Linked DNA regions of Homo sapiens: region 2 is linked to region 1. A link is a loop called in an ENCODE intact Hi-C map of the cell type or tissue named here. Cell type or tissue: CD4-positive, alpha-beta T cell. All regions are shown on one strand. Each heading gives the region's core, and the rest is flanking DNA. Links, peaks and the distances in the headings are about the cores only.

Region 1 (16,559 bases), core at 5,797-13,796:
TATTGTCTCTCTTCTGCGTCTAACCACCCAGTGAGTCTATCCGGCTCTGGGCTAGTACTGGAGGATGTCTGCACAGAGTCCTGTGATGTGAACCGTCTCTTAGCCATGGATACCACTGCCTGTTCTGGTGGAGACAATGGTGAGGGGGTGGGAGGCAGTGTGCAATGGACTCCGTGAGGGTTCTTAGCTTTGGTGTTTTAATACTCTATTTTTGTGTTGGTTGGTCTCCTCCCAGGAGGTGGTGCTATCCAGAAAGCATCAGCTGTAGAAGTATAGAGAGGGACCAGCAGTGGGCAGGGCCCTAGAACTCCCATGAGTATATGCCCTTTGTCTTCTGCTACCAGGGTGTATAGGGAAGGACCATCAGGTGGGGGCAGAGCTATACATGTCTGAGCTCAGACTCTCCTTGGGCGGGTCTTGTTGTGGCTGCTGTGGGGGATGAGGATGACTCTCCCTGGTCACTGGAGCTGTGTACCTAGCAGGATTATGGCTGGCTCTGCTGAGTCATGCAGGTTGTCGGGAAGTGGGGGAAAGCTGGCAGCCACAGGCCTCACCCAGCTCCCATGCAAAATGAAGGGCAGTCTCACTCCCACTGTGCTCCCTCCGCAGACAGCCAAGAGTCTGTTTCCAGGCAGAGGGCACAATGGGGTTGAATACTTGCCCCGGGCTACCCACCTCCCAGCTGTGAGAGAAAAGGGCTTGGTTCTCCCCGCAACTTGTGGAGTCTGCACACCAGATTTGCACCCTCCCCCAAGTTCTGGCAAGGAAGCTTCTCTCCGCATTCAAATTGTTACAAAGTTCAGCCAGAGAGTTCCTTCTTCCTGTGTAGTTTTACCCCCTGATCCTCTGGTCACCCACCTGATGGGTCCCTGTGGTGCCAGGCAGGAATGGCCTGCCAGGGGACCCAGCGAGCTCCCAGGGCCTTTCTGCTGCTTCCTCTACCCCTTTATTTCACTTGGCTTTCTAAATTGGCTCAGCTCCAGGTAAGGTCAGAAACTTCTGCAAACAGACCTTCAGCTTCTCCAGTGGGGGTGTGTGTTCAGGAGAGGAGGGTCTCACTTTTCCACTTCTGTAGTTGGGTCCCTCACGGTATTTGGGATGTCTCTTGGGTCCTGTAGGAGCAGTCCACTTCCTTCAGAGGGTCTGCGGGTCCTCTCGGGATTGCTGGTTTGTTCTTGCAGTCAATCCGGAGCCAACATTTACAATGCGAGCTTTCGCAAGCTGCTCGGTCTGGAGCTGCAATCTAGTCCTGCCTCCCATCTGCCATGATGATCTCTCTCCTATCCTATTTAATTTAAAACAATCCTTTAACCCTCTAAACTAGGCAAAAATGTACATTCCCATGTCTTCTTATAATCTTTTACTAAAGGCACATTTCACTTTCTTCACACACCTGGCATGTAAAACTATTTTTTTAGAAGTCTCGAGTACAAGTTATACTGTTAACTCTTAGCAACTTTTGGTGAAAAACCTGGTCAGTAAGCAATTTTAATTATGTATTAGGATTGAGCCTAGGACATCAGACGGAAGTGCAGATAAGGTCTGACTCCTTCCAGCATAGCTAGGGGGCATGGCTAACCCCACACATCCCCAGGCCTTACCTAGCTGTAAAGCAGGCAAGTTGAACAATTTTCAAAAGTGAAAGCAGTTTACAACCTTAAAGCATTTAGTAAACCTAATATCTGACCTGCCTAATTTGGACCAAATGTCTATGTTTTACCAATGATCTTTAAAGCTGTTCTTATTTCCTAAAGATGATTAAAGTCACGTAAACTAAAAGGAATTATAGCTTTTAGTTTTCTTTCAAAATATTTAAGCACTTATTTTTCTTTAAGCCAATTAATTAGAGCTCTTTTATATAAACATTACACACACAACACATATATAACTATACAGACAGAAGATCTAGTGGTTGTAGGATTTTTCATTTGCCAGTTTGTAAGTTTCTTAATTGGATTACTGACTTTAGGGTGGAGTCCTTGGAGGAACAGGGTAGGAAAACAATACAGTTTCTAGGGCCTAATAAGCAGGCACAGTTGGAAGGCAAAAATAGATCTCCAAAATTAAGAGTCTCATTTTTATATCACATCCTGGATCCCCAAAAAGAAGGAAATGCTATGCTTTTACTATACATTTTATTGCAAAGCAACCCGAAGTCAATCAGCCAATCAGTAAAAGACAGTGCAATGCTTTTACTATACATTTTATTGCAAAGCAACCCGAAGTCAATCAGCCAATCAGCCCATTCTGTGATTAACCCATCTCCCATGGGAGTCTTATCTCAGTGAGGAGTGGGGACACTTTCATACTTTCTAGGTGGCCAAGAGCATGCTTCTCTGATCCAAAGGTGCAAAAGCAAAGTATTCCCTCATAACTGCCATTGGCCATTACTAAAGTATATTTCCTACCTAGGTATTGAACACCAAAGCGTTCTCATAATGAGAAGTAATTTCTGATACCCCCCAAAGTAAAAAATGGCAGAGAATGCAATGCAAAACAGAGCAGAGCCTTAAATTTTGAGAGGGGTCTATCTCGTCCCAATTCCTGGGGTTTCATGTGGAAATCAGATGTTCTTCCAAAAACAGGGTTGGTGGTACTTCCTCTGTTTTTCCCATGGAGTCCCAGGCTCCTAGAGCTTGAATACCCACTTTTAATTAAACTGACTTATAACCATAGCACTCTAAAAAAAAAAAAAGTCCTTTTAAATTTATTACTAGACTCTAGCTAAGCCAAATGGTCAATATTTCTGGCTTTTGAACTTTACCAAAGATAACCTCCCAGGTGCTTAGAGAAAGGAAAATTCAACAAGGGAAGCCAGAAGTTGTTCATGGAGGGGAAGAGAATCCACAAATGATAAAGTCACACAGATATCAACCAAAAAGTACTCGTTTCCTAAGCCAGGATTGAACCCAAGCTGCCATTGTAAAATGGCAAAGCCTTAGCTGCTGAGTTACAGCATTGGGCAGTTTCCATTGCCCTTCCCAGAAGGAGTCTACAGCAGTCCATTTTGAGCTTGCAATGGTTTTTAACTACTCAAGATAATTTTTAGAGCTAAGTATGACATTGTTATAAGCAGTTAGACAGGCATGAGCAGGGCAGGAGAGGGCTCTCCCCACCCACTAAGAATGTTGGTTGATGGCTCAGAAATGATCACATGGCCTCTCTAAAAGTGATAAATTGGCAGCCAGCACCAGGGAGAGGCCATCTCCTGATGGTCCACACCTGTTGCATTAAAGTGTTAATTGAATGCAGATGCCAGGGAGAAGCAAAAAGGGGCTTCCAATAAAATCTCAGGTATTTTGCAAGTCAGCCCAGGCATGTGCATTAAGAGACAAAATGGCAGAGTATGATCTTCCGGGTACACTCCACCAGAAAAGGGAAGAAAGCCTCAGATGGTCATGCGTACAACTTGCTAAACACCCTACGCATGCTCACCTCGCAAGTGTAAGGAGGGCCCTGCACATGTGGGCAGCCCACCCTAAGGGAAGAATCATGGGAAAGGGGCCAGCCTATAAGTCCTAGGGTCAAGGCTAAATACCACACTTGATCTCATTGCCCACTTGGGTTTTTTCCAAGCATACCTTCCTTTCTTTCCTTTCCTGTTCTAAAGCCTTTTAAATATAAAACTTCCACTCCTGCTCAAAACTTGCCTCAGTTTCTTTTTCTGCCTTATGTCCCTCAGTCGAATTCGTTTTTCTGAGAAGCAAGAATCGAGGTTGCTGCAGACCCATGGGGATTTGCTGCCAGTAACTTGGATACCTTCCACCGGTAAAAACATGATCTCCAAAATTCCCGTCCTCTGGATGGTGGAGACAAAGAGAAAGTAACCACCACGTGGTTACAAGGTCAAACTCCCAAGAACCTTATTGACCAGTTTTCTGGGCCATCTTGAACAGCAGGGTAACGGGGTCCTAAGCTCGTGTTCTATCCTAAGGCACCCCTCTTTCTGACAGAAAGATACAGAAAGACATTCATAGCACAGAGTACAACAGATTCACTACAGCTCATGACTAGCCTCACAAATCCTTTTTCCCATTAATCAAAATTTTACAGAGGAGATAAACAGTGATTTTTACCATTCATTCAGCCAGTTTGCATAGAGAGAAAGAGGCCAGAAGTCTGACTGGTAAGAAATTCTTACCGTTTTGCTGGCATGTCAGGTTTCTGGGTTCTCTTTCCCTGAGTGGCCTTAGTGACCCTGCTCACCACACCATAGCTCTGGGCGCCAAGCCGTGTCATAAAGGAAAATCTTGGAACCACAGGCAAAAACCTCTCAATTTTGCAAGTTGCTCCCCAACCAGCAGAACTGAATATACATTTTTCATTCCAGCCAGAGCAAAATACATGTGACAAAACATAGACATTAGCCACTCTGCTTAGCACCCAATATCAAATTGGCAAGTCTCAAACTTGGCCCTAGATGGGCCCTGTCATCTTTAATCCATTTAAAGTGGATTAAAAGAGTTTCAACATGTGGTCTCTGGGGAAGATGGTTGCACGGAGTAACAGAAAAGGTAAGAAAGGGAAAAGAGAGAGAGAGAGAGAAAAGCATTGCCTGTGGCAGAGTGGGGAAGGCAGGAGCTCAGGGAAGCCAGAGAAAGACCCACCCATCCCAGCAATGCTGAATCAAAAGTTCAGGCAGTTGCTTGTCAGTCGCAAAGGGATCTTTTCCAGCAGTCCCATCAGCTCTCATGTTTCCCGCTTTGGAAAGAAAAAAAGCTCCCCATGTCCAGTGGTCCTATACATGCCTAATCCTGTCACCCACAGCTGTCAGCAAAAAGTGCAAAGCAAATTTAATTTTTTAAAATCAATTAGTCGCTTAAGTTTTTTATTTGCCTTTTGTAAAGTCTTTAAATAAAAATACTGAAATCTTTTTAGAAGCTTCTGCATATCAATAGCCATGCCTACAGGAGACTAATTTGGGAGCCCTCATTTTCAAACGCACTTTAGTGCAGTTTTATTCATTTGGAACATTCCACTGTAAGTTATCTTTAGTAAGATTTCACTATTACTCTAAGACTTCACTACTTCTGGGGCCTAACACTTACGCATGTATAAGCTGGAGGGAACTCAGTTTTCCAAAAATTAAGGATCCCATTTTTTACCTAAAATATTGGTTTTGTTTCTAGGTTCCCTTGATTGACTTAATTAATGATTTTTTTCCTCCTACCTAAGCACACAAGAAAAGTGGAAAAAAAAAAAAGGTAGAACACAAAAATCCCTTTGAATTTTCAAAAGCCAAATTTTTACACCCCCTGCAATATTACTATTTACCACCAGTTTCTTTCTGACCCAGTCAGATGTGCGAGGCCTCTAACTGGATCCAAGTCAGTTAATTACTGGGTCAAATGTGATCCTGGACCCAGTCCAGTTTCTGTCATGACTTCCAAAACCAGTTTGGATCACAAATTTGCTCAAAGAAACTCAGTGAGCTCAAAACACAAATCCGTGGAGCTCTGAAATGCCAGAGAGAACTTACCACAATCCCCAGCTGCTCCAATAGATCAGTGAACACAAATGGGTCCTGTAGGTACTTCACTTGGTCGCTCAGCGCTCCTGAGGGTCGTTGGAAGCTCTACTTCGGATCCCATCCTCATTGCTATCTAATAAAAGAAAAGCTGGGCCAGGCGCGGTGGCTCAAGCCTGTAATCCCAGCACTTTGGGAGGCCAAGGTGGGCTGATCACAAGGTCAGGAGATCGAGACCATCCTGGTTAACACTGCAAAACCCCGCCTCTACTAAAAATACAAAAAATTAGCCGGGCCTGGTGGCGGGCACCTGTAGTCCCAGCTACTCAGGAGGCTGAGGCAGGAGAATGGCATGAACCCGGGAGGCGGAGGTTGCAGTGAGCTGATATCACGCCACTGCACTCCAGCTTGGGCAACAGAGCTAGACTCTGTCTCAAAAAAAAAAAAAAAAAAAAAAAGAAAGAAAAAGAAAAGCTTCAGCCAAATTGTTACAATTGTTAACTAATTTAATGAATGATTCATGAATTGGGCAGCCTTCACAGCCAGAGTAGTCTCTGAGACTCCAGAGCAGCCACATGGTAGATTTATGGACAGAAAAAGGAAAGTGACATGTAGAAAATTGAAGAGAGGTAAAGAAACAGCTGGATTGGTTATAGCTCAGTGTTTGCTTTATTTGAACAGGTTCGAACAGTTGGCTACATTTGACTGGCCAGAACTCGGTGATTGGCACAGGTGTAGGCTATGGTCTGTTTATACCTTCACTTGTTATAGTTCAAGATGTATAGAAACACCTTTAGGCCTGACTTAAAATATGTAGGAAGGAAGCTTTATGCTAAACTTGATTTAACAATTCCTTTATCTGAGGTTATAGTTCTTTTTGAGTTGAAACTTTATTAAGGATATTCTCCCATTTGGCTTTTCACCCTTTGTAATTCCAAGACTTCGCCGCCCCCCTTATTTCTCTCTTCATGGAAATAGGAAACTCTGTATGCCTCCAAGGATCCTTCTTTCTCCAGATACCCGCTGACAGTTCTCTCGGTCCTCATATTTACTTTACTATTTTTTAGTTATCTCTTTTTATGAAAAGTATATTTAACATTTTCAACAATTTAAGTATATATACATTTGTATTTAGTGGAATGGTATCAGGCTGTCTAGTCTATCATATTGTCAGAATTAAAGAATTTAAAATGTTCATTTATAAAATTCAAATTTACTATACTAATATAATATTTTCTCATTCCTAGTTTTTCCTTTCTTATTCTCTAGACATTGAAGAAGTAATAGTTGTTATCTTCAAATCTTACCCTATGGAACTAGGATGCACTGAAAGAGGAACAAAGCAGACACACATCGCCTTGGCGTGTTAATGAGGTGTCAATACAGCTCTTTGCCAAGAATAACTCCTGACTTAAGATGATGCTTGAAATCTTCCTGTGAGTCACTATTCTGGGTACCTTGAAGACAGTTGTTAAAAACCAAATATGTTCTTACAAATTGGTGATATATTAATTCATTGTCATACGTTAATGCATGTTTTGTATAAATTTATGGGATACAAATGCAATTTTGTACATGCATAGATTGTGTAGTGGTCAACTCAAAGGTTTGTATAGCATCCATCACCTGAATAACATATATTTACTCATTAAGTAATTTCTCATTTTCTACCCTCCTTTTCACACCCCCATATGCTAATACCTCAAAAAAAGAATTAAGGACTTGAATTTGGTAAGTTGGATTGAGAAAAATAAAAATAGTGTGTCATTTCAAAGTGAAGGTTCATTTGGAGTGTCTAGAGAATAGAATTTATTGAAAGCAAGAAAGATGGTTCCAAAGAGTGTTCGAGGAATGTTAAAAAAAAACTTTTGAGATATCTTTCATCATTTATAATATGATGGTTATAATTGTAAAAAATTTACAAATGTTAAGGATGATGATTGGGATTTCAAAAATTTAAGAATCAGTATGTTTAATAACAATATCAAGCAGTATTCAAGAACAAGTAAGTAGACTTCGAGCAAGACGTCATGCCATCAAATCTGTGCAGTGAGATGGTTGATGGGGAGAAGGAAAGGCTTTCTAAGGAGTTGGAAAAAAGTATGAGACAGAAACAAGAATGGCAGAGGTGGAGGAAGGCTGGTTAATAAGGCCAGCCCCACTGAAATGAGGGGTTAATTCTGAGAATTAATTATAGATAAGGTTGGATAGGTATGTGGGTAAGTGGAACCCACGGAGAATCTGGAAAGCCTGATGGTTCTATTACCAATAGTATTAGAAGTTATGTTCCAATTTTCATTTTGAAAGGAAAAACCAAAGTAATTATACTAGTTTAAGTAAATATTAGCAATTTTATTTTGACTGTGCTAAAATAATCATCATATACACACACGCATACACATTTGTGTGTGTGTGTGTGTGTGTGAGTGTGTGTTTGTAACGTCTCTTTGGAGGTTGGTATTATTATCCCCATCTTACAGATGAAGAAACTGAGTCTTAGATTATTTGACTGGCTTGGATCAAACAGCTAATAACAGTGGAGATGGGACATAAATCCAGATTAACTCCTCAGCCTTCGTTCTTAACCATTATGCCACATTGCCTCCAATTTCTAGTTTTCTTTCTCTCCATTCCTGGAAACACTTAAATAATTACTATCACAGTGCATCCTATAAAAAACATTAGCGAATATTCAGTGAAAATACAAATTAACAACCAAGGTTGGTGGATTAAATTTACTTGAAGTCAATGTTGCACCATATTGGTGGACAAACTTGCAAAAAGAAAAAATATGCAACTTCCTCTTAAATATATTGACCTCCATCTATACCAGAATGCTTTATTTTCTGCATATCTAATGATATCTGTTAAACAATCATCTGTTTTTTCAGAGGAGGAAGAAAAGGGCTGCTCTATTCATGAGCTGGGTGAACAGTTTAAAGCATTCACTAGAAAAATGAAGAAAATTAACACAATTTGACAAGCTGTAGGAACTTTCATGCGATGTGACATTTTAAACCAGTTCAGTAAGGAAAATACATAATTATTCCTCATAACTGTCACATGAATATAGCAGCCACTCTAAATGCTGGTGAAGAAAATCAATCTGAGAGCAAACAAGATCCATCAAACTGCTTGCATAATTCAATGGCCTGTAGAAAAAAGTATTCTTCCCTTTTGACTCAAATATTAAAGGAATTGTGCTTTCTACCTTATTATCTCTTCTCCATCCTCCTCTCCCTATTTCTAGCTTACCTGCACTAACACACATACACACACACACACACACACATTCACTCCCTCATCTGGTTTCAATAACTCACAATGATAATAGTCACAGTTGATTTCAACAATTCATAAGCTAGAGTGCTCCACCTAGATCTATTGTTTTCAATAAAAGCAGCAGAATATTGACATACATTATTTATTTATAATAATTATAGTTATTATATTCTGTAATTTATGCATTGTTGTGGAGCATTTATTATGTTTGATTCTATCATCACAATTCTCTATTTGCTATTACTCAAATTTGCTTAATGTTGTACTAATTTCTCCTTGGCATGTAATATTTATGTATCTTTCTATGAAGTCTGTCAGTTCTTTTTGTCTCTTGGGTAGTATCATTTCTTCCAACAAGGACCATTGCTTTATTTAATGAGTCTGTTTTTTGAAGAGCATAAACTACTGCCCTTGAATGTACTATACCCTAAATCTGTTTTTATGTTCTCATAGTTTAAAATTCATGATATACACAGTGAGTGTATTACATTTTCTACATGTGGATTAGGGGTGATCCAGCCATCATCTAGTTTATTTGGCAGCCTCTAGTTTTTTCCCCCTGAAAATCACAACCATATTGTTATCCATGATCTAATAATGTTATTACTATCACAAATCTAATCATGTTATTACTATCTTCATAAATTAAAAAAAACTCTCCATAACCCAAGGGCATTTCTCAAAATTTTATCTACCTGATGTTATCTATATTGCTTCTAAAATAAATAAAACAAATCAGATAACATTTTAAAAAGTAAACAGATTTCAAGATCAAACACATTGTGAAATATTCATATTATCACTCCCTCTTATAATTTTATTATATTATAACAATTTCTATAATAAAAACAAAATTCTGCTTAATTTGGATTAACTCAGCATTTCCCAAAGTTGACTACACACACACACACACACACACACACACACAAACACACACACCACAAATACACATATTTCAATGGTGGTGGGAATATTTCTTAAAATTTCATGAGCCTCTATTTTTGTGGAAATGATGAATCTACAGTAAGCAAATCCACAGTCTTCTGCATGACACAAGAGGCCTTGCCCAGTGGGGCCACTGCCCACTTCTCTCCCTGCATTGCCATGATGTGCCAACGAATGATGTGCCAATCATTCATTGCACTCTGGGGTCCAGCCATTTATAACAAATTGCAGTTTCCCCAAGAGGCAAGTGTTTCCACAACTCTTTGCATTCACATATACTTTAGTCTCTCTTGGGAAAGTTCTTTGTCTCCTTGCCTATCAAACTAACTTCTCATCATTCTTGCTTCCATTTTGAAAAATAACTTTTTTGTGACAGCTTCCCTGACCCCTTATACCATAAAACCTATTTATATAAAATTAGCTTTTCCAAAGTGTTGTATGAGGTATGATTCTAGTTGGTACTCAAATGAAGAATTTTTTATGTTAATAGTTATGTATTTATTTTAGCATGTATTAAAAACATACTGGTTTTCTATCATAATGATTAAAATTAGCTTGTGTAATACATTGAGTTTATCTTAAGAAGTAAGCCAACTTAAATAGAAATTTAAAATAAAAACAGCTTATTTGGATATGGCAAAATAGCATGTAAATGATCATCACTAACTGATTACATTATTAACACTTATCAACTGATTCAAAATTGCAGGGCCCATGATGAACATCAGAGGGCGCCAAATCATAAACACTTTAAGACATAAGCATGTTAAAGATGACTTTATTTCAATGGTAAATTCAATGATGATAATAGCTATCATTTCTTGATTAGCTATTTTGTTTTAAGCACTTTGTTAGGCAATTTACATATATAAACTCATTTTCTTCTCACAATATTTATTAAAAGTAACTATTATTATCTCCATTCTATAAATGAGATTATTTCAGATAATAACAATGTTTCATTGTTTTGTTTTTGTTTCGATTTGTTTTTTGCATTTAACATTGTTCAATGCACTGTGCTAAGACATCGACGTAAATGACCTCAGTTATAATCTGCAGTAACCCTGTGAGTTATGGTATATTGCATTCCTTGTTTGTAGATGAAGACACTGAAGCTTAGAGAGATGAATTAATTTGCTCAAAAGTACATGGTAAGGCAGTTATTCATGGAGATAATTATGTCTGAAGCTAAATCCTCATATTTTACTAAGGCAAATGACCTTTCAAGGATCTCAGAATAAATTCTCTCCCTTTATCTCTTTCTGCATCTTCATGTGCATTAAATACATAACATCTGAGGGTGACATCAGCAAGATGGCCAATTAGAGTTACCTGGATTTCATCCTCCCCACAGAAAGGAAAAAAACAATGAATAAACAACTATATTTCAACTAGAGTGACTGAGGAAGAAAGCTGAGAGCACCAGGGGAACAGCAACAACTCTGTGGAGTACAAAAACCCAGAAGAGTACCATAGAGAGGAAAGCAAGGCATCCTCCCTCTGCCACACTGTCTGCCACACTGTCTCCCACACAGAGATCAACTGGGAGTCAGAGGGAACTTCTTTCTACAAGGAAAAGGTGAGCTGGAGAACCCTAGTGGCCTCCATTGCTTCCACATATGCTCACAGTCCTTGCTACAGGAGAGCACCTCAGTTCTCACAGGCTCTGAATCAAGTCTGCAGTGTAGCTGGGAGTCTGCGCAGCTGCACTATTTCATAGTAAGACCCTTCTTGAGCATGCCCCTCCACCACAACCTACACTGTTATAGTTTGGTGCCATCTTGAAACTGGGACTACTATTAGAGTGTGTCCTGCTCTATGGTCACTAGCAACTGATTCCATTGCTGAGGCCCTGCTGTTGTGCCACTGTGTTCACACAAGGGCCTGCAACACCATGGTTCCAGCTGTCTAGAGTACAAACCAGATGGAATGGCCAAGAACCCAGCATATGAACCCATACAGCATATCACCCCCTCCAGAGAACAGGTGGAACTGCATACAGGAGAAGCTGCTGAACAGCCTATCAGCCACTAGGCCTGCACACACCCACACTGCACAGCTAGCAGATCCAGCAAGCTTTGTGGGCTCCCACCTGGCCTGACAGCTGGTCCTGTGGCAGCCTGACCTGCAGGATATACTGCTGCATCCTGCCCAGCTCCACTGTGCCCATGAATACCCATGCACAGCCTGACAACTGGTTCTGCAGTAACCTCATCCCTCTGGACAAGCTACCACAGAGCTACCTGGTCTTGAATGCACCCAATGCACCCACTAGCACCCCTACCTGGCCTCTTACCGCAGGTCTGGGAGTAACCCTGCCCCCTGAACAGACCACTGCATAACCGCCTGGCCCCATTGAACCCATGAGTGCCCATGCCTGGCCTCTGACGGCCAGCCAAGCAGCTGCCACTGCTTCCTCAAAGAGCCCACTGAACTACCTGTCAATCCTCCACAAATATATTTTTCTGGCTCAACATCCAGCCTGGTGCCCCCATCTTCAGCAAAACCACACCATCACAAACACCAGCAGCCTAGGCCATTGAGGCAATCACAGACATATCTGACAAGGATTACAATGGAAGAAACTACACAGAGACCACACTCCCGAGTTCACGCAGAACCAAATCCAACTCTACAGCCAACCAGCATCCTAAAACCCACTTAAAGGAAAAAGTTTCTCACTCAAAAGCTACTTCAAAAAACTGGAAAAAGTGACTTTTATAGTAGATTTGCAGATATCAATATAGAAACACAAGAAACATGAAAAAGGAAGAAAATATGACACTCCCAAAACTCAAATAGGCCTCAAGTAACAGATCCCAAAGAAAAAGACATTTATGAAATATCTGAGAAGGGATTCAAAATAATCTTAAGGAAACTCAGTAAGATAGAAGAGAACACAGGCACACAATTCAATGGAATTAAGAAAACAATTTATGGCCAGGTGCAGTGGCTCATGTCTGTAATCCCCATACTTTGGGAAGCTGAGGCAGGTGGATAACTTGAGGTCAGGAGTTTGAGTCAGGCTTGGCCAACATGGTGAAACCCCACCTCTACTAAAAATACAAAAATTAGCCAGATGTGGTGGCACATGCCTGTAATCCCAGCTACTTGGGAGCTGAGGCAGAAGAACTGCTTGAACCTGGGAGGCAGAGGTTGCAGTAAGCCAAGATCACACCAATGCACTCCAGCCTGGGTGACAGAGTGAGGCACAGTCTCAAAAAAATTTTTATGATCTGAAAGAGAAATCCAACAAAGAGATAAATATGAAAAAGAATCAAACAAGTCTTGGAGCTAAATAATTCAATAAATGAATAAAAAATATAATCGAGAGCTTCAACAACAGGTTAGATCAAGAAGGAGACATACTTTTTGAACTTGAAGACAGACCTTTTGAAATAAGCCAGTCAGTGGACAAAAAAAAAGTAAAGAAGAGTGAATAAAGTCTATGAGACTTACGACACATCATTAACTGCACAAATATTTGCATTATAGATACGCCAAGGAAGAAGAGATGGAGAAAGGCACAAAATCCTGTTTAAAGAAATAATAACTGAAAACTTCTCCCAAGTATTGGAAAAGATATGGACATCCAGATTCAGGAAGCTCAAGAGTTTCCAAATAGATTCAACCCAAAAAGATCCTCTCCAAGGCACATTATAGTGAAACAAAGACAAAGAGCAAATTCTAAAAGCTGCAGGAGAAAAATGTCAAGTCACATATAAGGGAATCCCCATGAGACTATCAGCAGATTTCTTAGCAGAAACCTTGTAGGTCAAGAGAGAATGAGTCATATTTTCAAAGTGCTGAAAGAAAAAAAGAAAGTCAGCCAGTAACACTACGTCCAGAAAAGAAGAGGGAACTCATCACCACTAGACCAGTGTCTTAGTCCATTTGCATTGCCATAAAGAAATACCTGGGGCTGGGTAATTTGTAGAGAAAAGGGTTTATTTGTCTCAGAGCTCTGCAGACTATACAAGAAGTGTGGTGCCAGAATCTGCTTCTGGTAAGGGATTCAGGGAGCTTCCACTCAGGGCAGAAGGTGAAGGGAAGTTAGTGTGTTACATGATGAGGGTGGGACCAAGAGAGAAGAGAAGGTGCCAGATGGTTTTTGACAATTAGATCTCCTGAAAACTAAGAGTGACAACTCGCTCATTATTGGGGAAATGGCATCAAGCCATTCATAAAAGATCCAGCCCCATGACCTAAACACCTCCCACAAGGCCCCACATCCAACATTGGGGATCAAATTTCAACAGGATATGTGGAGGGGAAAAATATCCAAAATATGTCAACCAGACTTACAAAAAATTCTTAACAGAGTGTTACAACTAAAGTGAAACAACAATAATCACTGTCATAAAACCTAAAAGTATAAAACTCAGGACTAGGATAAACTCATAAATCAAACTCAGATTACCCCAGTTATGTAATGGTGCTATGTAAATCTTTTAACCCTCTAGTATGAAAGTTTGAAGCCAAATGGTCAAAAAAAACAACAGCTACTATTAGTAGCTAAGGGACACATAACAGATGAAGAAATACATTAAAGCAACAAATGTAAATTATTTGGGAGAGGGAGAGGGAGAAGGAGAGGGGAGGAAGTGTAGAGTATTATTATATGACCACAGTTAAGTTTCTAATAAGCTTAAAATAGTCTATTATATCTACAAGACTCTTTGTGTTACTCTATGGTAACTACAAAGAAAGAAATTACAGCACATACACAAATGAGAGAGAGAAAGGAAACAAAGTTTAACACTACAAAAAAACAAACCAAGCAGTAAACAAAAAGAGAATAGATCTACAAAACAACCAGAAACAATTAAGGAAATTGTGAAAGTCCTTATCTATCAATAATAACTTTGAATGTAAAGGAATTAAATTATCCATTTAAAAGATATTGAGTGATTGAATGGATAAAGAAACAAGACCCAACTATATGCTGCCTAAAAGAGACTAATCTCATCTTGAAAGACAAACATTGGTTGAAAATGAAAGAATAGGGAAAGATATTTCATGCAAACAGAAAGCAAAAGCAAGCAGAAGTAGCTATATTTACATCAGATAAAATAGACTTTAAGACAAAAACTATAAAAAGCGACAAGGTCATTATATAATGATAAAGGAATCAGTTTAACAAGAGGATATAACAATTATATCTATATATGCACCCAACACCAGAACACACAAATATGTAAAGCAAATATTATTAGATCTGAAGGGAGAGATACAGTGTAATACAGTAATAGGGGACTTCAACACCTCACTCTGAACAATGAACAGATTATCTAGATGGAAAATCAATAATCAATAAAGAAATATCAGATTTGAACTACCTTAGACTAAATTAACCTAACAGATATTTACAGAACATTTTATCTAACAGCTGCAGAATACATGTTCTTCTCAACTGTACATGGAACATTCTTCAGGATAGATCATATATTAGGCCACAAAACAAGTCTTAACAAATTTAAGAAGATAGAGATCATATCAAGCATCTTTTTGAACCACAACGGTGTAAAACTAGAAATCAACAAAAGAAACTTCAGAAACATTACAAATACATGAAAATTAAACAATATGCTCCTAAATAACCAACGGGTCAATGAAGAAATAAGGGGAAATCTACAAATTCTTCGAAACAGATGAGAATGATGAGCACATCATACCAAAATCAATGGAACACAGCAAAAACAGTTCTAAGACAGAAATGCACAGCAACAAATGGCCACATCAAAAAGAAGAAATATTCCTAATTAACAACCAAATCATGAACCTCAAAAAACTAGAAAAGTAAGAACAAATTATATTTCTTTCAAATTAAGTTGAAAGAAGGGAGGAAATAATAAAGCTCAAGGCAGAAATGAATGAAATAGAGACTAAGAAAATTCAAAAGATCAATGAAATTGATATGGTTAAGCTTTGTGTCCCGTCCCAAACCTCATCTTTAATTATTATCTCGTGTCGAGGGAGGAACCTGGTGGGAGGTGATTGGATCATGGGGGCAGTTTCCCCCATGCTGTTCTCATAATAGTGAGTGAGTTCTCATGAGATCTGATGGTTGTATAAGTGTTTGGCAAGTTCTTCCTTTGCTCACTCTCTCTCTCCTGCTGCCTTGTGAAGAAGGTCCCTGCTTCCCCTTCTTCCATGATTGTAAGTTTCCTGAGGCCTCCCCAGCCATGCAGGACTATGAGTCAATTAAACCTCCTTTTTAAATAAATTACCTGGTCTCAGGTAATATCTTTATAGCAGTGTGAGAATGAACTAAAACAGAAATGAACGGTTGGTGTTTTAAAAGATAAACAACATCAACAAACTTTTTAACTACACTAGCCAACACAAAAAAAGAAAAGATACAAATAAAATCAGAAATGAAAAGGGGATATTACAACTGATATCACAGAAATAGAAAGGATCATAAGAGACTATTATGAACTACTATATACCAACAAATTTGAGAACATAGAATATGTGAATAAATTCCTGGACAATACGGCCTACCAAGATTAAATTATGAAGAAATAGAAAATACGAACAAACCAATAGTTAAGTGAGGAAATTGAATCAGTAGTAAAAAGTCTTCTATCCAAAAGAAAAAAAAATCTAGACTTGTGTCTTCTCTGCTGAATTCTACCAACCATTTAAAGAAGAACTACCAGCCTGAGCAACAAAGCAAGACCTGTTTCTACAAACATAAAAAAATAAATAAAAATAAAGCTTAGCCAGCTATGGTGGTGGATGCCTATAGTCCTAGCTACTTGAGAGGCTAGGGTAGGAGGATTGTTTGAGCCCAGAAGTTTAAAGGTGCAATGAGCCATGATCACACCACTGCACTCCAGCCAGGGCAACAGAGTGAGCT
Region 2 (16,559 bases), core at 4,985-12,984, 1.7 Mb after region 1:
CTGAATTTTAGCTTCACTCAAATTTTATCAAAATGACAAGACCAATTAGCGTATGAAATATTTAACTAGCAAGTTAAAAAAAAAACGCAGACAGAAAGCTAATTGATGCATGAGTTGTTTTTTCTTGTTTATAGAGGGCCTATGAAAACATAATGCATATGAAAAGAGCCGTGACTTCAACTTTGCTGTAAAATGGTCTCTATAGAAAGGATTTAGCCTTGATGAGAAGGCATGGATGTGTGAATGTCATTGTGGAAGAAGTAGGCCAGAATAACCAATTAGGGACAGAAAAGGGCAGTTAGGCAGGAAGGAGTTAAAGACTGCAGGTTAGAAAACAGTTTTTTATTCAGTTTGATGCCTTGGTAACATGAGGCATAAAGTTTCCATATGTGCCTTCGAATGTGGCCAGGTAGGGTATATAAATACGATGATTAAAAACTCATAGTCTTGCCTACTGAAAGACTGAATCAACAAAAAATGACAATGGACAGTTATAATTTTCCTCTGGCATTTCTCTTTCCTTCTTATTCTGCTCATTTGGTGAATGGCCCTTCCCCTAAACTCTAACCATGTAGGCTCAAATGGGGTTTCAAGTTACTGTCATTGTTCCACCTGTCACTTTCCCCATGAGTGTGGGCCCATGACCCAAGTTAGGCCAGAGTGCTGTCCATAGTCTTTAAGTAAAAAGGAAAAAAGGAAGATGATTTATTTTTATAGATGGTAATTTGAGTGAGTGCAAGAAATGCTATTGGCCGTATTTACATCCTTGACGTGGTAGCTAATCTTGAAAATAATGCTGCCCCATAAAATAAGACAAAAAAACATATTAAGGTAGAAGTTTAAAGGTATTTCAAGACTATGATTCATGTATCCCTGGAAAGTACTATTCCCCTGACCTCCTGACATTACATTACATGATTTAATTAATTCCTCATTTTGTCTAAGTTAGTTTATGTTTGTATTTTGTAATTTTCAAACTAAATGTTTATTACTCAAATAAACATCCATACAGATTTAGAATAGTTATAGCAACTTTAAAACTCTTGAATAATGAGAGTGAGATAACAAACTAAATAAAACATTTTATGTTTGATATAACTCACCTTGCTGCACGACTTCTTATAGGAGGAAAATAACTTCTCTGATAAATGTTTAAATATACCTATTTTGGTAGCTGGTTTAGAGAGTGAATAAATATGTATTTATTTAATGAGACTTAGGAAGAAAAATATATTTGTCAATTCAGCATTTACTTGCCAGAAAACATTATGTTAATGTAAATTTCAAAATTTTTATAACTAAAAGCAGGGGTAACTTTCATTGGTTTTATCTTATGAATAAAATAGGAAACAAAATTCAAATGCTTCTTTTAATTTTATTCTGAGCTTTAACTTCTGTTTTTTAAAATGTTTAATGTGAAAAGATGGCATTTTATAGCTGGAGTATAAAATTAACAACATGTTTATTCCTCCAAACTATTAATAAACACAGCGAGACAGCCCAAGACAAATTAGACACAGCTACCCATAACGCTGTTACATTTATCTGCTTTGCTAGTAATTATAGTTAGAAAAAATCCACTATCCTTTGTGCTACATAGTAATCCATAATTTATTCCTGTTACACCTTTTTACTAATTTTTTCCTAATAGCCCCTTGAAGGAAACACACAACCTTATTATTATTATCTGTATCTACAGCAGATTTAGGAGGTTTTAAAACCTGTTATAGTTGTCATTGAGGATAAGTAGAGGGGTTTGCAATCTAGAATTTAACCTTAGGTAATAAGTACTGAAGACTTTTTTTGTTAGGCCTAAGTCTTGTTACATAAACTTGCCCCATTTTATTTAACCACTTTGACCTAAATTACTACTTGTATAAATTGTGAGCAGCAATGATTCCATTCAATAATTTTTTAAATGTGTGGAATTCCCACTATTTTGTAGGGGAACTTTTATGTGTTTGATTCATCATGATTAATTTAGTCCAAATTAGTTTTTAAAATATGTATTAGATTGCTTTTCTTGGAATTCCAATGGGAGGAATGTTGGATTCAGAGTTATGAAGGGTATTATCATGGCTCTCTCTCTGAATCTCTCTTTTCCCATCTCCCATAACTTTTCCCATCTCCCTTAACTAAGCTTTCCTGCTTAGTTAAAGTTTTGGATAAAAACTCTATACCTTGTAACAAGATTGCTTCTGTAAATGTCAGGCTTACAAAGTCATTAAATGCTGAACCCCAAGGAAAAAACATGCTGAACTCAAAATTCTAAGGAAATTTTCTGATTGGCCAAACTTGGGTAACATGTTAGATGTGTGGGCAGAACTGAATACAGTTACGTCCCAGCGACTGGTTCCAAGATGCCTCAGGAATACCAAAATCCAAGGATGTTCAGGTCTCTTATAAAAAATGAGATAATATTTGCATATAACCTACGCACATCCTCCCAAATGTTTTAAATTATCTTTAGATTACCTACAATATATAATACAAAATATATGTTATGTAAATAGTTGTTATTCTGTATTGGTTTTTAATTTATGTATATATTTTTATTGTTGTGTTATTTTTATTGTTTTCTTGGAAATATTTCTTTTTTTTGAGATGTGACCTTTCTCTGTAGGCTGAAGTGCAGTGGTGCTATTATGGCTCACTACAACTTCAAACCCCTAGGCTCAAGCAGTCCTCCTGGCTCAGTCCCCTGAGTTGCTGGGACTAGAGGAGTGGGCCGCCACACTGGGCCAATTTTTTTTTTTTTTTTTTTGTAGAGAAAGGGTCTCACTCTGTTGACCAGGCTGGTATCAAACTCCTAAACTTAAGCAGGTCTCCTGCCTACACCTTCCAAAGTTCTAGGATTATAGGTAGGAGCCACTGCACCTGGCCCCAAATATTCCTGATCTGCAAAAAATGGTGGCGCTCACCTATGCAAAGCCTATTGATGCAGAGTTGGCCATCTGTATATAATTACTTCTATGGCTGAGTCCTCCTGAAAAAGTCAAAAGAGGTTAGGTGGGAAGAGGATGAGGAAAAGTTCAGGTCGAGTATGAAGAGAGAACAGCAGAGACAGTGGGAAATGAAATTGGGAAGAAAGATCCTGATATTCCTATCAGGTAGCTGATATAATTAAGTTTGTGGGCACAACTGGATAATTTACACTTCATTTGACAGGTAAATGTGTAAAGGAAACAGATTGACAAAATCATATCTTTGCCTAAAAAGTATTAATCTGCCAATATACTGTCAAAGGCAAGAGACCAAGAGAAATAGTAGTTAGAAAGTTATATCAATAAATATTACAGAGCTCAAGTCAATTACAACAATGCTGGTGACAGGTAAGGAGGGCCTAATCCAACGTGGCAGATTGAGAGGAGAGAGCCACGGAAAGCATTATAAAGGAAATTCACCCAGTATATAGCAACTGAGCTTCTAAGGAAGGAAAAGAAAACATGTATCAGTATTTATTTAAATGGCTTTTTAGCAGATAAATTTCCTCAGAGAATTTTGTGATCTCTGCTGTTTCCTCTCTTTTAACTGGAAGAAGAATGTTGTTAGAAAAAAGAAAGAATCAGAGGGAAATAGATACCGTTCTGTCATGATGACTTTTTAAAAACATACTGTTTTCATATGAGCACTTCAGTTGGCTGGTTCAGTTGTTGTTAAACAATATTTTGGGGAACCCAAAAACCATTTTCCTTTTGGCATTTAACAACAATTAAAAATTTTTTCCATTAATTTATAATGTGGTTCCTTTGTTACTTAAGTAATCTTTAGGCTAGAGAAAAAAAAGTGAGTCCATTCTGTTTTTTTCGACACTGAGTATCTAGCACCTAGTATAATGCCAGTATGAAGCAGATGCTGAATCCACCCATTGAATAAACAAAGGAAGCATCTTCCATCACATGAGATGTATTTTTAGTTTTATATCCTTCAAAAAGGATTTGCCTCCCATCTGTGAATTTCTGCATTTACTTTGTCTTTATTCACTTTTGCTCACTGTGGTCATGTAGAGAAAAACTAAATATTGTATTCCCAGTCTCCTCTGCTGTATGTGGAGTCTTAATTAGCTTTTCAAACACATTGCAGATAAAACCTATTAATCCTCTGACCTTCACTGAATTCAAAAGTTTTTGTGTTAATTGTTTTGAGAGAATAATAGACAGTTTTGCTGTTTTTTTTTTAAAAAAATCCTTGCATCTCTGCCAGGAAAACAGTAGAACCAGAAAGAGCATTTGAAAGGCTGCTTGTATTTCAGCTGCCATCTTTTACCACTAGTGCATGTCAGAGGACAGTCATTTCTAAACTTTATGAAAGTCATTTGTTTTCTTACAGCTTTATAAAATAAGCTTTTAAAATGATTTCTATCCAAAAATAGCAAAAATAGCAATTAGATCATTTAAGATGATTGTAATTTTGTTTATTAAAGCCCTAAGTGGAAAAGGAACTTACATTTATTGTCCACCTATTAAATTACGAGCACTTTGCTTGCATTAACTCCTTAAAACTTCAGGATCCCCTTTTTCCTGTGGTTTGACCATTTGTGTCAATATTCACTTTTGTTTACAAGGTTTCAATCACTCCACTGGGTACTGACGAAAAACTGATGAAAATTGTCACCCTCATTTCACAGAAGTGCACACATTCATTTGTTTTCGAGAGTAAAAATTTCTACTGCTGATGTAGGAAGGAATTAGGACTTGAAATCTGTTTTCTCTGATTCTAAAACGATTGTCAAAGTTTCAATGACCATTAGCACTTGGGAGGCAGGAGGTACTCAGTAGTATCACCCAAGGTTAAGGTGACATACACACCAGTTTTCTCCTGTAGCATTGACATAATTATTCATCACACTTTCTTTTATTCTCAGAGATGTCCAGTGTGGATGATTGTGCTCCATCTCAGAAGCTTTTAAAATTATGTATTTGCGAGTGCTGTGGGAGACCAAGGTGAAAAGATCACTTGAGACTAGGAGTTTGAGACCAGCCTGGGCAACATAGTGAGACCCGCCCCCTGTCTATAAACAATTAAAAAATTAACCTGGGGCTGTGGCACATGCCTGTAGTCCTAGCTACTTTGGAGGCTGAGGCAGGGGCATCATTTGAACCCAGGAAATAGAGGCTGCAGTAAGTTATCACACCACTGTACTCCAGCCTAGGTGCCAGAGTGAGACCCTGTCTCTAAAACAAAAAATAAATTTTAAAAAATTATGCATGTGTAAAGGCTAAAGCAACTCCATCATGGAAACTAATTCACTATGCTGACTTCTGCTTAACCCCAGTTCCTCTCAGATTTCTATTTTCAAGTACTTACCATAAATCCTGCTTATAGGCAAATTCCTTCTGAAACATCTATACCCTTTCTCTATGGTATAGAAGCCCTGGCTCTGGGGGTTAACAGTGCGGGGATCCACCACCTCTCAGCTACCCGAGACATGGCTTCTGCTTGTAAATCCCTAGGAAATGCTTCTTTCAGAGAAACTGGATCTATCAGTTTCTTTTTTTAGCCTCTCAGCTCCCATGGCCTTTGGGAGTAGGTTCACATAGATAGACCTGCTCATCTTGAAACAGCATCTCTAGAGGTTTAGAATACCAGAATCTCTCTTCCCATCAGCGATTATGATTCAGTCGTCCTGGTGCAAGGATAAGAAAGACAACTGTATTTTAAAAATGATCCTTGGGTGATTCTCTTCTGCCAGGTAAGCAAAACACTCATCAAGGCTCATAAAAAAAGCAGCCATGAGCAGTGAAACAGAATGCTTTGCTGGGAGTCGGGAGCTTGGACCTGAGGTCTAACCCTGCCACTGGATGCACAACCCTCATCGTTTCAGGCTTCTGCTTTTTCTTTATAAACCGAGAAGATGGAATGGAGTCAGTGGCTTTATGTTGGGGTTGGGGGTTGAGTGTAGAGGAAAGAGTACCTTGCAAAGTCTCAAAGTATGAGACTTTGTCAAACTATAACAAGATTCTGAGATTCTTGTAGCCACCTACCTCCATGGGAGCTGAGGGTGAGTGAAGAGGTACTTGTTCTTTTGGAAAATCACTGCTTTTAGGGTGCCAGTGTTTGGGATGAAAGTATGTTGTATGGTATCATTGCCTATGTTGGAGCAGGAAAAAAGAAAGAATGGAAACTTAGGTAGATGGTCCTGAATTTTTATTTCTAAATCAAAACATTAAAAAAAGTTTGGATTTAGCAACTACTTGATTCAGTAACTTGCTTTTCAGCTGCTTAGTTTAACCACACACACACACACATACACACACACACAGCATGAAACAACAGCTGAAGACGTATTTGATGATGTGAGCACAAATGGATTTTTTTAGTCTTTTTCCTACTGAGTTGCTGGAGGGCAACAGTGCGAACATCCACCCTTCCTTGCCAGCTGGTGTGTATTCCTAAACCAGGGAAATAACGGTCACACTTACCCTACCTATTATGACAAGCTACCTCTGGGTCAAAATTATTACAGCATGTTCTTATTAGTGTCTGAATCCCACTTTCATTTGTGTGTTATACTTACCCAGTCCTGGATGAGTAATTTTAATTGTGAGAGCCAAATAAGCAAAATGTGGAGTTAGCCCTTGACAAAAATAGCCACTGTTACAAACGTGATTTAAGGGCTGAAATGGTTCAGATCATCATCCCTGGTGTCTTTGCTTAACAAAAGCAGCTAGGAGGGGTTATTGGTCTCAGAGGTGGAATATAGCTGCTCTGCTCTGTCAGAAGGAAAGTGCTCCTTTGGCTACTTCTTCTTTGTCCACAGGGCAAATACTGTGATATGAGAAACCGGAGAGATGGGATGTATCATTGGCAGCTTGGCCCTGAAGGCTTTAGGGCAGTATTTTTCTCTTTCTGCCCCTAGCCAGCTGTCTTTTTGCACAGGTTGAATGCATGTGCTCTGCCTTTGACATTGTGCATTTAAATGCCAGCTTGTGCAATTTACAGTACAAAAGGGCAAGGATACGTGGGGGAATGAGGAAAAAAGAAACCTCTTTTCTCTTCTCATTGGCTGACCTTTGTGATTTCGCTTTATAAAGGCATTGAAAGAGCCCCTTTGACCATATTTCTGATCTTCAAAACAATCACAGAAATAGCCCTTTATAATGTTATTTATATACATTGCTACCAGTCTTCCTGCATTAGAATATAAAGAATAATTTGTATCCCTGGAACTGAACACGGAAAGCCATTCCTATCTCAGTTAGCTGAAAGTAAAACCAAATTGCACTCTGTGATTTTGGTAATAGGGATCAAAAAATTTTATATTGTAGGATTTTAGGCCAATAATACCTGAATCTGAAAGGTAGACTTAATATGCTTCCCTCAAATTAATTTAGAAAATTTCAAATTTGGAGAGATCATAACATAATAATTTTATGAGACAGATATAAAGGGAGATGCAGGACTGAGAGTGACCTTGGTGGTATGCAAATCCTCATTCTTGAGAAATGATTTGTATAGACTTAATGATTCTCTTATTCTCCTTAGGTATTCCTTCATTAATTCATTTGTTCACTTATTGAGTCCTTTCATTAGAAAGATGCTTTTCTGGGTACTAAAGAATAATGGTGGCTGGGCGTGGTGGCTCACGCCTGTAATCCCACAACTTTGGGAGACGGAGGCAGGTGGATCACCTAAGGTCAGGAGCTCAAGTCCAGCCTGGCCAATATGGTGAAGCCCCATCTCTATTAAAAATACAAAAAATTAGCTAGGCTTGGTGGCAGATGCCTGTAATCCTAGCTACTTGAGAAACTGAGGCGAGAGAATCGCTTGGACCCGGGAGACGGAGGTTTCAGCGAGCTGAGATTATGCCGCTGCACTCCAGCCTGAGTGCAACAGAGCAAGACTCTGTCAACTAAAAAAAAAGAAAAAAAGAGGAAAAGAATAATGGTGACAAGGAGACAAAGTTTTTGCATTTATAGAACTTCATAGTCCAGTGAAGGAGACAAATCATAAAGGGCATGTAGTATGATATCCGAGAATGATACTTGCTATGAAGAATTGAGAGGGCAAGTGGATAGAGAATATGGAAGGTGCTGTGTTTTCACTGGGTGGTCTGGGAAGGGCTGTCTAAGGAGATGCTATCTGAACAGAGACTTGGATGAAGAAAGGAGTGAGCTGCACACACATTTGTGAAAATAGTTTCATACAGTAAAAATGCAACCTTCACACAGAAGAAATGCAAAAACCCCAATGATCAGGGAACAGGAAAAGAAGCAGTGGAATAGAATAGCATGAGTGAGGAGCAGGTGGTAGGAGGTGAAGTTAACCGAGTTGTGGAGATCTGGATCACAAAAGATATTATCCTGAGTGAGGTCTGATGCTTTCAAAGGGCCTGAGTACAGATCATTTTAAGCAATTATAAAAGTGAAAACAATTAGAATTAACATAAACACATTTCTCGTGTGTTTTGTTGGCTGGAAAATTTGTTTAGTTGCCTCTTGCTCTGTCCCCTTAACTTTAGTGACACTGCTGTCACTGAATTTTGCATATGAAATTCTCTTCAGAAAAGGATAAGACTAGTGCCATCTGGTGGTCGTAGTTGTGAACGTCATACTCCATCCTGGAGTATTTGCAAAACCAAAAACATTTAGGCCCAGCAGTGCTAAAACTTTCAATAATACTTATCCTCCTAGGTAAATATGTCTATTGAGCACATATAAAACTAGAATATGGAAACTCGACTAAAGTATTCGCTGATGTTGTTCTGTGCTTTGAGGAATCTTTTAGTTTAGCCCAGTAGTTATTTTTGTCTATACAGTATATGCAATGCAGTTCACATAGTAGGGAATAAATAAATTGCTATTAAATTGAAATTAGCCTAATGTCTACTTATCACTGAGGTACCATTGACCTTTATTAGGTCTTCTTTCTTAGGTCTCTACAACAGTAGTATTCTTGAATCCAGAGAGAGACCACATCATTTTCTTTTTATTGTGATATTTGTGGTTATGATTATTTGGCTAGTACACTTACTATTTTTATATAGTGTTTGCCTAATAAATATAAATTTACATATGGGATAGAAAGAACTATGTTTTAACATTACATGGGTGTTTATCTTAAGGGCTACCTGCTTAGACTGTCTGGCTTTGAGCCTTGCCTCAGTCACCTGCAAGTTCTATGGATGAGCCTTAGTTTCCTTCTCTGGAAAGACTCTAATGGTTCTAACGTTACAGCGATCTTGTCAAGGTTAAATGAGAAAATCTAGGTAAGCTGTCTAGCCCAGTACTTGGAATATTACAAGTATCCAATACATGGTAAATATTTTTATAATTTGTATGTGTTTGGTATGTAGCATTTGATAAGCTAAAGGTCAAATCATGTCTCATGGGAAAATTAAATATAAATAAGTAACTAGTTTGTAAGGATAGTTCAGCCTGATCACTCAATAAGCATTTAGTTGAATTCCTTATTTGTAGTAAGCACTGTTCTGAAATATCCATCATACATTTATATTACCAAGAAGTATGCAAAGCTACAAAAGGACAAGCCTCTGAGTGTTTAATAATTGTGTTCACAGAGCCTAGAGTGGCATCTGGCACAGAGTAGATGCTCAATTAATATTTGCTGAATGAATGAATTAGAAAGGACTCCTTAAATATAAATATTATCTAGTTTTACTTCTTATTCATGTAATTATTTAATAAAATTTGATATGTTAAAGTTTCTGTATATAGATGTAAGTAAAACTGAAACGATATTCAAAATTGTATTATCATTACATTTTTACCTAGGAGAATGAAATCAGTAATAATCCTAGGGTACTCATTTTCCAGCAATAATCAAAAGATTCTTATATTACTAATTGTGAGCAGAATACTTAAAGAGAGAAATTTTGGCAAAACTATTATGCGAATCACTAAATTTGCATATAGTGGTTTTTCCCCTAAAATGTAATGTGTGTTTTAAGACTTAACTCTCAGAATGGCAATTCCATTTTCCTGCTTCCAAGTTCTTGATTGGGAACTCTTTATTATTACACATATATTTTCTATTCAGCTAAAACCTCCACAACATACAGAATAAAAGATTTGATTTTTCCTGACTGAAAGAAAAGCTGATATTTGTATATATGCATTTGTTATTTATCAAATGAACTCTAGGACAATGTCAACTGCTTACTAATATCCAATATATTCCATGGACAGCCTCCCTCAAGCAATGAATCTCAGAATATCATGGCAATGTGAAAATTCCTATAACTCACATATTTCTATATATCCTATGGAGTACGTTCTCGTTAAACATGAGGTAACACTTATTCTGTGTTTTAATGACATTTCAGTGGTTTCTAGAATTTTTTTAAAAAAATCTCAATAGAAAGGATTTAGTAACCTTAAGGTTAACCTTGATCAATATTTCGGAAAGTATTATTAATTGGAACTTAAAGGAATGCTAAATGCAAAGATGTGGCATAGGTTCATCAAAATTAAAGAAGTCATGTAAAATTAACCTTAATTCTTCATCAGATAGCGAACTTGAAGATCAGAGAAATTGTGCAGGCTTGATGCATGTGTAGCAAAGCATTTGAAAAGGTGCCTTCTGATGTGTGATTAAAAGGTAAGAAAATGGGCTGAATGCAAGAGAAAACTAGTTACCCCTTGAACCTTTACTAACCAACACTTAGTAATGGATAACTCTTAATCTGGTAGAGATGTCTAATGGTGAGTAGGGGGCTTCATCCTCTTCTGAGAGTCTCTGGATTTAGTCATTACTAAAAAGATTTTGCATTTGACACTGTTGACTATCTCTTTATCTGTAAGAAGCCTATTCATGATTTGTCAATGGTTTTTGACATGTCTGTTATAATAGGCAAGCACATCTTCAAAGCCAATGAAATTTGTTACAATTTTATGTGAAAAAATACCTTCAAGAATGCCTTTTGGGAAACTATATTCACTTGCCAACTGGCTGTATTAAACACCACTCTTTCTCTTGTCAAGTGCTTTTTCTTACAATGCCCTATTTATTCCTGGAGAATTCACTTTTATCAGGCTATGAAGTCATCAATTCAAGCTCACTATAAAGAACCAAAGCTTCACCTTAAGTGCTTAAAATACTCCTAAGTAATTTTGAGTAATGGTCAATTCTACACCCTTTAGAAACACCATTTTAATTATTTTTTATAACCAGTACTTTCTGGTATTTCACCAAGGTGTGATTTCAGATGTAATTCTAATTAAAGTAACAATTTGATTGTTTGATGCCAGAAAGTCCAGACATATAAAAGTCTCTGAAATTGAAGTGTTTTTGATAATTGTTTTGGGAGCAATCACAGGACATTGAGTCCAAGATTCAGACTGAGAGACTGAGATGCTGATGTCATTGGCATTACTGCTACTGTTGCCCCAACACTGGGAATTTGTTGAGAACAGAAAGATGAAACCATTAAATGACCTTTTCACAGAATCACATTACATGGATTCCAAACTTTCTAAAGAGTGTTAACTTTTCAAATCAAGAAGTACTATGATATCTTGATTTCTTATATTGCTTTTCCCTCGTTTTCTCCATGCTATTTTCTTTTTAATGTGATTTTTTCATTGTCCACCACATTCCTCCTTAAGTAATCATGTTTAGTTCTATGTTTGAACACAGAGAATTATTGAACATTTTAGATATTTTTTGGGGATTCCAATCTGCTGGAAGCTGTCAAGGTCTAAATTAGCTAGTTACTAATGAACCGAACATAATTTTTCTTTATTTTTTTCTTATGATTTTATCACATGATGAGAATTATTCTGGTCGTTTTAGGATTTACCATTATTATTTAGAATTTTTTTAAAAATTGATATTGTTTTAGTTAATTTTTAAACTTTTTACCACAAAATATTTATTCATAGAAGTTACTAAAAGCTACATATCCGAGTTTGGTAAGTTCCCAGCTGAGCCTACAGTCTGTTGATAAAGAGATGTAACCAATGATGATCAGGCATCTTGCTTACAGAACATTAAGAGACCCAGAAGAGTATTCATAATCTCACCAGGCAGCTATACCACAATGAAATTCTAAATCTAGGAAGAAAAATAGGACATTTCTTAAAATGTGATGATGGTCTTCCAGCACTATCCAATTAAACTTCCTATATTGGTAGAAATATCTTATGTCTGTACTGTTGCATGTGGCAGCCACTAGCCACAGGTGGCTCTTTAGCTGTTGAAATATGACTAGTTATTGAGAAGTCAAATTTTCAGTTTTATTTAACTTTAAATTATTTAATTTTGCATTTAAACAGCTTAATACAGTTATTGGCTGCCATATTGGACAGCACTGCCTAATCTTTAAATTTACCATGTTCTCCCCAGCTCCCACCCATTTCCCTTGTTTTCCAATAATATAGACTTGGGAAGTAAATTGTGGTTTTAGTTAAGGCAAGGTTCAGGTCCTGTGTTCGTCTAATAACTACATAAGATTCCATGGTGTGCTGGTTAGCTATATTTTGGGGAGATAAAAATAGTACTGCGTTATAGTGTTTGCTGATTTCCGTGGTGTACGTAATTCCACCAAGGCCAATTTGAAGCTAACAACATGAAATTAACCAGCCAGAAGGATTTCTGAAAATTTAACTATCTGGTCTCATAAGCTGGTAAAAACTGTCTCTAATATACCTATACTCTTTAAAAGTCCCAAATCCTTCCCATGTTTTCTTAAATGTTGCTAAGGTTTACATGCCCTAGATCACTTCTCTCTGTGAGTTCTGCTCTTACTTACTTGGTTCAGCTCATGGACTGGCTTCTTAATTCTCTGTATGCTGGCCTTTTGTTTTTTTCCATAAAAGCACTTTTCTTTAGTTTCCATAAAATCCATTTTCAGAAACCAGTTGTGCAAAGCATAGAATTTTTTTAAAAAGATACCTGCAGATGGTAGAGGGGATGGGGAAAGTTCTTACTATGTGGCAATATTAATAAATACAGATTAAGTATTGGGTATCTTTGCTATTTAATATCCTCAGGCTACTCTTCACTGCCCTTTCCCAGGTTCCCTCCCACTGCACGTCATCTCTCTGACTCCTCTTTGGTGCCTTCCTTCTGCCATAGCTTGTTCTCACATCCTGAGTTTTGGATTTCCCCCAGAAATTCCAAACTTTCCAACTAGGTCATACAAAGCAATTCAGTTCTCTTCAGCCTCTATTCGCAAACTCTCCTTTTGATATTCACACTCATCCTGTTGCTTGAAGGACCCTTTATTTGCCATAATCAATCTTCCTTAGAAAGTAGTTATTCAGGCTGGGTGCGGTGGCTCATGCTTCTAATCCCAGCATTTTGGGAAGCCGAGGCAGGCGGATCATGAGGTCAGGAGTTCGAGACCCGCCCTGCCAACACGGAGAAAGCTCGTCTCTACTAAAAATACAAAAATTAGCTGGGCGTGGTGGCGGGCACCTGTAACCCCAGCTACTCGTGAGGCTGAGGTTGGATAATCGCTTGAACCCAGGAGGTGGAGGTTGCAGTGAGCCGATATCCCACCACTGCACTCCAGCCTGGGCAACAGAGCGAGACTCTGACTCAAAAAAAAAAAAAAAGAAAGAAAGTTATTCATACATGTAACAAAACTTATTGAATAACAGCTACACACCAGGCACTCTTCTGCTTGTAAATATCAAATTTGGCCGTTCATTATATTAGTATTGGGTATAATAATTTTCAAAATGCCTAGCACACTGCTGATGTATGTTGGCAATCAATAGGTGTCATTTTGTTATGTATTTGTGAAGCAAAATTTAGAAATATATTAACACACTAAGGGACAGAAATAAAGGCTACAACCTTTGGAAAGATTCAGACTTTCATCTCTGTCTTCCTTTTAATTACACATTCTATTTCACCCTCAAAGCTGACTCTTAAATACTAATATTTGTGATGTCCAGATATGTATAAACAGTGATGTAATCCACTATCATTTTAGTAAAACTGTGTATAAATCACTGTACATTTAATTAATACCACATGTATTTTCACTGACCCTATGTTTATTTGTTGCTGTTGCTGTCATAAATTCCCTAGTCACTTATTGTGGATACACAATAAATATATACTTAAAATACTTTTAGTTTCAATAAGTGAAGAGAAAATACAATAAATGTTATAGAAATGATTAACATTACATTTTGGTTCATTTTGTTTCTTCGTTGATCACTTTTTGTTTTGCTGTAAACTATTTGGTAATTTTTGTGAGTGCAGTGAGTAATATTTTATTGTCCTGATGCTAGGTGCTTGCAAAAGGGGAGAAAATGCATGGTGTTCTGTTTTACTTTATGTGATTGGGCATAGAAATGTCTTACCAATTTGATCTCTTATATCTGCCCACAGCTCTTGGACTCCGCAGCCTTTGTCTTAGTTCAGGTCATCATTACTCTAGTCTGGAGCAGTACTGTATCCTCCTTCACAATATGTACTTTACACCAAATATTCTGCATCAATGATTTCACTGACGGCATGTCTGATTATTTCACTCTCCACTTAAACCTGCCAAAGCTTTACTTTGTCCCTAGGATAAAGTCTTAATTGAAGAGTTTCAATGTCTTTCCTGATCTTTCTCTGGCTTCATCTCTTGATAACTCTTTCATCGCCCTTTGCTCCATCCATATAAAAGTCCATCCAATTGTTTAAAGTCAACCCACTCTCTCTTACAATTATGATTATTTCAGAGCCTTCTTTGTTCAAATCCTTATCCTCCTCTCTCCACCTCCCCTTTGTTTGAATACCAGTTGTTACTTTCATAAAATATCACCCCTTACTGGTCTTCTGGATGGACAGGTGTCTTGTTTCAATGAATTTCATAAAATCTCTATCCCTTATAATAGCACATGGCATACAATACTGAGTATTTGTTTCTCACTAGACTCTGAGTTTTGGGTGTGTGTGTGTGTGTGTGTGTGTGTAAATTACATTATCTGTTTTAACTGACAGAGCAAGGCACATTTTGTGAAGTGAATGTCATGCTTGTGTTCAAAATTAAGGAGAATTAATAACTGCAATACATAAGCAGAAGAATCTGTTTCTTTGCTAACATTCAAAAGTAGGAAGAATGAATACCTTTGCAAGTGGCTATTATGTTCAAAGTATTATGGTTGGTACTTTACATATGTCACCTCATTTAATCCTCACAGCAATATGAGCCTTTGAAAACTTAAGCATGCTCAAGGAAAATATGAAATGGCAAAGCCAAGATTCAAAGCGTGACCTTTCTGACTGCAATATTTATGTTCTTTTCACTAATCCATATTGCTTTTGAGAATCTGTGAAAGCTGTGTTGCTGACTACTACCCATTTTGTGGGCTAAATTGAAGAATATATGTCAAAGAGCCTTGTAAACTGTAAATATTCTACATAAGTACTGTGAACTTTATAGGTTTTCAAGACACATCTGTTAAATAAATCACTAAGTGACTATATGATATTATTATTGTAGTTAGTGTGAAAGAGAAGCAAGGAATACTTATTATTTCCATTTCCAGGAGTAACATCACCCAGTCTATGTTCCTCATTAATGAGTGTTGCATTAAAGAAAAGTTCTATCATCACATATGTTTAGGAATCAGTGCCCTAACTTAGATTGGTTTCTCTACTGCAGAATTTCAGTCTGGTATATGTTAAGTATATTGTAAAGTCTTAGGAGGGTAACATTTTGTATGCAGTGCTCTCCAGTGTTATTTGACCCTGAGCTGCTTTTGTGGAGAAGAGCATCTATCTGGACTAGTATTCTATGGGTTCCACTTTAAAGTGCTATATATCACTCGTAAAATGATTTTTCTTGTCAGAGATTATTACTCTTAAAGATATGCTCTTCCATGTAAATTTAAACAAGGAATTCGAATGGGTACTTCTGGGACGGTCGAGTATGGAAATTAATTTATATACGTATGTTGCCAAACAATTCTTTTTTTTTTTTTTGAGAAAAAGTCTCACTCTTGTCCCCCAGGCTGGAGTGCAATGGCGCGATCTCTGCTCACTGCAACCTCTGCGTCCTGGGTTCAAGCAATTCTCCTGCCTCAGCCTCCTGAGTAGCTGGGATTACAGGTGCCCGCCACCTTGCCCAGCTAATTTTTGTATTTTTAGTAGAGACAGGGTTTCTCCATGTTGACCAGGCTGGTCTCAAACTCCTGACCTCAGGTGATCCACCCACCTCGGCCTCCCAAAGTGTTGGGATTACAGGCATGAGCCACCGTGCCTGGCCCAAAACAATTATTGTCAAGTTACTTCTCTAAGACATAGGTATGAGAATTTTGTACTTTATATTAGAAAATATAAAATATGACCTTATTCAAGTGCTTAATTAGTACCATGTATAGTGAGATGCTTCAATGAAATTCAGAGATTTTGATGATGAAGTATTGTGAGCACAGTGTTGGGATGAACAAGATAAATAGCACTAAACACATGGTATTGAATACTTACTATTTGCCAGGACCTCCTATAAGCATTTTCAATGCATTCATTCATTGTATTTCAATGTACTGATTAGTACCAGCATAAAACCAGGTACCATTGTTAATACATTTTAAAGCCATATTTGGGAAACTGAGGAAGAGAGCTGTTGAATGATTCACCAATGCCACACA

What was found. Peaks named below come from ENCODE experiments on the same cell type or tissue, not always from the same donor. Only the 100,000 strongest peaks of a DNase experiment are listed, where the experiment ranks them.
Region 2: it touches region 1 in a loop (20-fold over the local background); 3 of 110 quality-filtered maps call a loop at or near these places.

The regions. Positions count from the first base shown.
Region 1 is chr6:125,108,309-125,124,867 of GRCh38, reverse strand. LOC124901394 (a long non-coding RNA gene) reads left to right here and starts at 817. Exons shown (of 2, transcript XR_007059735.1): 1 at 817-983; 2 at 6,737-7,241. RefSeq lists an enhancer at 40-1,239. In CD4-positive, alpha-beta T cell, for the core only: CTCF peaks have their summits at 10,203 and 10,407 (motif pointing right); a DNase peak (open chromatin) is centred at 10,417.
Region 2 is chr6:123,408,011-123,424,569 of GRCh38, reverse strand. The region is part of intron 12 of TRDN (triadin); the gene reads left to right. Among named protein-coding and RNA genes, the nearest start is that of TRDN-AS1, 23 kb to the left of the region's middle. In CD4-positive, alpha-beta T cell, for the core only: CTCF peaks have their summits at 8,321 and 8,532 (motif pointing left); no DNase peak of the experiment used is centred there.